2 separate regions of the Homo sapiens genome follow, and region 1 is linked to region 2. A link is a loop called in an ENCODE intact Hi-C map of the cell type or tissue named here. Cell type or tissue: heart left ventricle. All regions are shown on one strand. Each heading gives the region's core, and the rest is flanking DNA. Links, peaks and the distances in the headings are about the cores only. Region 1 overlaps LOC107986770 (a long non-coding RNA gene). Region 2 overlaps DGKB (diacylglycerol kinase beta).

Evidence for each region. Hi-C counts contacts between places; a loop is a spot of excess contacts. Peaks named below come from ENCODE experiments on the same cell type or tissue, not always from the same donor. Only the 100,000 strongest peaks of a DNase experiment are listed, where the experiment ranks them.
Region 1: a loop joins it to region 2, with 4 times the contacts of the local background. A loop is called at or near these places in 19 of 110 quality-filtered maps.

The regions. Positions count from the first base shown.
Region 1 is chr7:13,524,028-13,526,961 of GRCh38, forward strand. The region is part of intron 2 of LOC107986770 (a long non-coding RNA gene); the gene reads left to right. Among named protein-coding and RNA genes, the nearest start is that of ETV1, 460 kb to the right of the region's middle. In heart left ventricle, for the core only: a CTCF peak has its summit at 1,267 (motif pointing right); no DNase peak of the experiment used is centred there.
Region 2 is chr7:14,690,208-14,693,141 of GRCh38, forward strand. All of the region lies in intron 9 of DGKB (diacylglycerol kinase beta), which reads right to left. Among named protein-coding and RNA genes, the nearest start is that of DGKB, 210 kb to the right of the region's middle. In heart left ventricle, for the core only: a CTCF peak has its summit at 1,617 (motif pointing left); a DNase peak (open chromatin) is centred at 1,624.

The DNA of each region.
Region 1 (2,934 bases), core at 256-2,755, 1.2 Mb before region 2:
ATTAAGAATGTCACATGGGAAGACAGCAGTCTACCTGGTATAAGTGCAAGAAAGTGAAATTTAGAAAAAACCTTATTTTTACTTTTAAAAATGTTCAAGTCTTTCAAAAGTTCTCATTCCTAGAAGGTCATAAAAGGACTCACAGAAGATTTGTTTTTTCTGGTTGCCCAACTGGTTACAAAACTAGATTACTTCCTTCTACTTCTGCCAAAATAAATGTTATTAAAATACTATATTCCTCATCTGCCAGTCAGAATCAAAGATCCATGAAAGATGATGTTTATTTGTACATGTGCACCTTTCCCACCATAGAACACACATTAAATGCAACACTCAAGATAGTTTCAGCTGCTTTGTGAAGCTGGTTTTCTTACATCTTCTTTCTCAATCATAATATGGAAAATATTATTGCCTGTCCTAAAATGAAAATTCTTTTTCTCAGCAATTTATTTGGAGTAAATTTTTCTTCTGCAGATGACCAAATATTTATTTGTCATGGTGATAATAAAGGTTTGATTAATTGCTGATTTTGGAAATAGTAAAAGACTTAAAAATGTCAATTTTCAGCAGGGTGCGGTGGCTCACCCCTGTAACCCCAGCACTTTGGAAGGCTGAGGTGGGCGGATCACAAGGTCAGGAGTTTGAGACCAGCCTGGCCAATGTGGTGAAACCCCGTCTCTACTAAAAATACAAAAATTAGCCGGGCGTGGTGGCAACGCACCTGTAGTCCCAGCTACTCAGGAGGCTGAGGCAGGAGAATTGCTTGAACCCGGGAGGCGGAGGTTGCAGTGAGCTGAGATCGCGCCACTGCACTCCAGCCTGGGTGACAGAGTGAGACTCCATCTCAGGAGGAAAAAAAAAAAAAAAAAATCTCAATTTGCTTGGAGACTGTTGCTTCAAAGAGGAGGATTCATACTGGGAACAAGGAAAAGATCCAACTGATTCTGTACTGAAAAGATGGATATGATCAAGTAGGTTTCCAGTGAGGAAGAAAAGATTAGTGCTCTGTAGTTTGGTGCTGTAAAAAAGCCCCAATTCACATAACACTAGTTTAAGTAATTTTAAGTAGCTAGGTTTTAAAAGTATGTTTTAAATTGTAATTGTAAAAAAAAAGTTTTTGAAATATTTGATAATGTTAAACTGGTGACCCAATATACTACTATGGTTTGAAAACGAAACAAAGCAAAAGCAAACAAGCACAGTCTATCTCTGTTTTTATTGCTTCTATCTTTTGGATTATGCCAAAAATTGATTTTGCCAATAGAGGGCAGTAGTCAAACTAGGATAGGCTGCATCTATCATTTCTGCAACCTCTAATGAGGTAAAAGGACACATAGAATCCTCATCTGCTTTTATGGATATTGCTGTGTAATTGCAGTGTAATTATGGCCCACAACAGCTTCAGAAAATTATCTTTCAAGAAAACAGCTGGTTCTCTTTCACAAACCGAGATGAAAGCTAGTCAATTACAAAAAAAAAAAAAAAAAAAAAGTCCAAAGAAAATATTCCCACAATATATGCTGATATAATAAACAAATGACAAAAAAAGAAATATCATAAAAATTTTAAATGTATAAATCACAGCTACTGATATGAAAAATAACACAAGGTACAAACATAAGAAAATTAGAAAGGTAGGAGATACTTCTGACACATTGTTTCATATTACAATCTAAATGGACTTCTTAGAAAGATTTTCAAATATGTTTTTTCATTTTTTGTTTTCATTTATTTGTATAATTATGTAAATGCATGGATGTATACTTTATGAAATACATGCACAAACATGCAAAGAGATTTAAAGTATAAGATTTTTTAAGCCAGTGCTCAGGAAAAATTTTAAAAATGACTAAATTTGGGCACTTACTCTAAATTTATAATTGTATTAAGCTTTGTGATATGTCAGTAAGCCAATACATGAGTGTCTCATTCTATAAAAACTCTATATACAAAAATTTGAAGGTTCTAAAATCATTAACAGAACGATCAATTATAGATAATCCATTTTGACAAATGGTTTATTTCAATGTTACTTTAAAAGTCAAGCCTTTTAGAATGGCATAGAGGTGTCTGGATTTATGAAAAAATGAAATTCCCAAGGTCAGAAACATAAATACTAGCATTTAAATTTTCTCATCTTCCACCTGATTGATATTTTCAGGCAGTCAGTTATATTTAAACTCTTGGTATGAAGAATAAGAATTGGTGTTTTCTTGACTCACTGAATGGCATGTCATGGCAGTTCCATGTCATTGACGGCCAAGTACCTCTTATGACCCTTACATTCAGAAATTATTTTAATTAACAACAAACATTAACTGAAGGTATATTTTTTAACCTCAGGGGAATTGGTCCCTGAGTGGTTAAAATAGAAACAAATAAGTACAATATATAAAATTATAAATACAAATATGTATGCATATGTATATAGTATATCTATATGTATATATGGCATGCACCTGTATTAAAATAGATACAGAGAGAGGAAATCAAATAATAATTGTATTCTAAGTTTATTTTTTTTTGTTTTTAATTGCACAAAGTAAGTTGAGAACCTACCAGTAATACTCAGTGGTTCTCAAGTGTGGATCCTGGACCATTAACATCATTTACCCCTGGGAACTTGTTAGTTCCTAGTCTGTCTCCATCCCCCCCACCGCCTGAATCAAAATTTCTGACAATGGTCTCCAGCAATCTGTGTTTAAACCAGCCTCCATGTGATTCTGATGCACGTTAAAGTCTAACAACCACTTCTCTGAGTAAATATAAGTTATTTTCATAAGTATTATAATTTGGACACTATGAATTCCTGATTTCATCCTGGCTCCAGGCTTCTTTTTGGGCAAGTTCTGAATTTGGGTATAGTTAAAATGTTTTTATCAGATAGGTTGGTTCTTTATTACTATTGACCAGATCTTTCCAAAACTGGGTTTG
Region 2 (2,934 bases), core at 127-2,626:
GCAGGAAAAGGAAATGTTCAAACTGAAAGAGTATTAGGAAACACTAACTTCTCTTCTTGGCTAACTTCTCGTTTTTCCGGAGACAGCAACTGCCTGGTATAAAAATGACCTAGTTAGTTAATAACAGAGCTAAGGTCTGTTATCTGATCAATTTGATGACGTTCACTGCTCCTATGCTTTCTGTCTATTAGTCCTCATGTCTTGCTGTGGTTGTCCGATTGTGCCAAGTAAAAGGTATTAGATTCCTTTCTTCCAAATGAATTAAAATAAATTAAAACTTTTTCTGTTTTTTAATCTGAGAAATGAGTGATAGAACAGATCAGCGGTTGGCAAACTATGGCACTGAGTCAAACCTGGCCAGCAACCTGTTTTTGCACATGCAGTTTTATTAAAACATAGCTTTTGTGGTTCATTTACATAATTTCTGCGATTGCATTTGTGCTGGAACAGCAGAGTTTAGCAGTTAAGGCGGAGACCTTATGGCCCCATAGCCAAAATTACTTAATATCTCTCCCTCTGCAGACAGTTTCCAATCACTGGAACAGAGTTTACCTCTATATAAAGTTATTCAACAAAAAAAGTGTTTTAATTACATTGGATTTTTTTAAAAAACAATTCTCCAATGAGATGAATTCTGAAGGAAGAATGAATAAGTCTCAGGTATAAATTTTCATTGTGGTAATCAGAATCACAAAGCCATCCAAATTCTCAATTTTCCTTCAAATCTAAGAGACACTAACACTCTATACCATTTCTGACCCATTCATCTTGTATTTTGTAAAGTTTGTAGAGCCTCTTGTAAGAGAAAAGATATGGCTCTTGCTCTCTGCTATTTGGTATAGAATCTGGTCCCCATCAACTCCATTTCTGATTTTGGTACCAAAATAGATATTCTTTAAAATAGACTAGTTTTTAAACTGCTGTTGCTGGAGAAAAATAAATTGCATTGAAATCGTAAATGTTGTGCCTTACATTAGAAGTGAAGATTACTCTCCCAGGACTACTTCCTTTTCTGTGTAATTTGACTAGGACACCACAGTCACTTTCAAATACACTGTGGTATTTTACATGCACCATCAATTAGAACCTACTCCCCGAGCTCATAATTGACAATAGACAATAACATATAGGACAACCTAACAAGACAAGCTTCACAACAAATGGCCAACTTCAAACTGCAGTATCTAGATTTTCAATTAAATAAGCAAAGGTGAGGGGATAGATTCATGGATCAAATTCTCTACAGGTAATAATGTAACACATTAACTGCCTACAGAAAGGAAATAAATCTCAATTGCTAAAAAAGGTTCTCATCACTCAGTTGTCTTGGTGTCATTCTTGCTTTTTAAAACAATTACCATGCCTTAGAATTCAACAGCTCTTTCTAACAAATAGATGCTGTATTTTGTGATCATTACACATGATTATATGGCTTATACATTTTATTAAAAGACAGCTTAAAATGTAGGTGGCTTACTTTTTTCACAAAAATGAAAGAAAAGGGAAATTTCTTCTTTTAAAGTTGTTCTTTACAGAGATGGGGTGGGGGGCGGAATTTAGTCTCAGATTTAAGGTGGTCTCTTGAGATTAAATAAGGTGCCTCTGCCATCTAGCGGCCGTCACTGGTAACACAACTCTGGAACACAGCTCTGATAGCTATAATAAAACCTTAGATTTCTCCTATTTAGCTCCAGACACTCCCTTTTACTAAAAACATAAAAAATAAGTTTACAAATACTATTAAAAAGTAAATTATGTACAGTTAATAGAGTGCACATTAAATGCATAGAATTGCCTTACAATTGAAATAATACTACACTAGAAACTAATGAGGTATTATATTGGTTTAAAATACTTTGAGTTAAATCATATAGATTTGTGGACTCTATTACCTGTGATAATTTTTATAACTTCACAAATATCTATATTTATAAATTAAATAATAAATAATATATCAGCAGTAGTTTCCAAAAAAAATCATCATTTCAAAAAATCTCTTGTGACATTTAAAATACGGGCAACTGACTGTCCCTTTCTGCACTTTTCTATCTCACCCTCGACTACCAGATGATTTACTTGCTCATTCCTGCATCTTCCCTCCTTCTCTCATCCTAGAATTTACATAGATGCTTAGAATATACAAAGTTTAGCTTTACAAACATAAAATGTCCTTCTCGGGAATCATTATTATTGGAATTTCCTGACTAAAGTTATCTGACAATTTTTCAGGATAAAGTATACATTAAACCTTAAAATGTCAACATTTTGTCAATTTTTCTTTTGTTTTCTCCCAGTAGTCTGATTTACATAATGGTTTTTGTCATAAGGTACATGAACAATTAAATAAATATTGATAATATAGAGCTAAATATGGTATTATAAAAAAATACTCAGTTATGTGTAGTATAAGAAATTCAGGTACAAGAAAATACTATTTCACAAAATTTTTAAGTGTAGAACTACATACTTATTAACAATAATATATATATTATATTTTGTTTAAATAAATTAGTTTAAGGGTAACTTTCCATATATCACTTATTAGTATTTTATTGTTTTCCATCCTCTGACCATGTCTTGGATCCCATGGGCCTCATGAAAGGTAAGCTTCAACTGAGTTTAGAAGAAATTTGAAGACCCAGGTAAAAAAGAAAACAAATAGTAATCTCTTGAAACCTATTATTTTTTCCTAAACTTATACATATTCCTTAACCCTCAGCTCATTTGTATATTCCTAAAGCCCATTTATATATTCCTAAACCCATATGTGCCAACATATTTTTATATATACTCATATGTTTCACAAACACAGACAGTAAGTTATCTTGAGAAATGACTTTTAAAAATTTGGTGTCTTGAATAACTATGATATAGTCTTGAATCTGTAAAAATATTTCAGCTGGTAATAAGAAGTATGAAGAGTTTTGGGTTTGG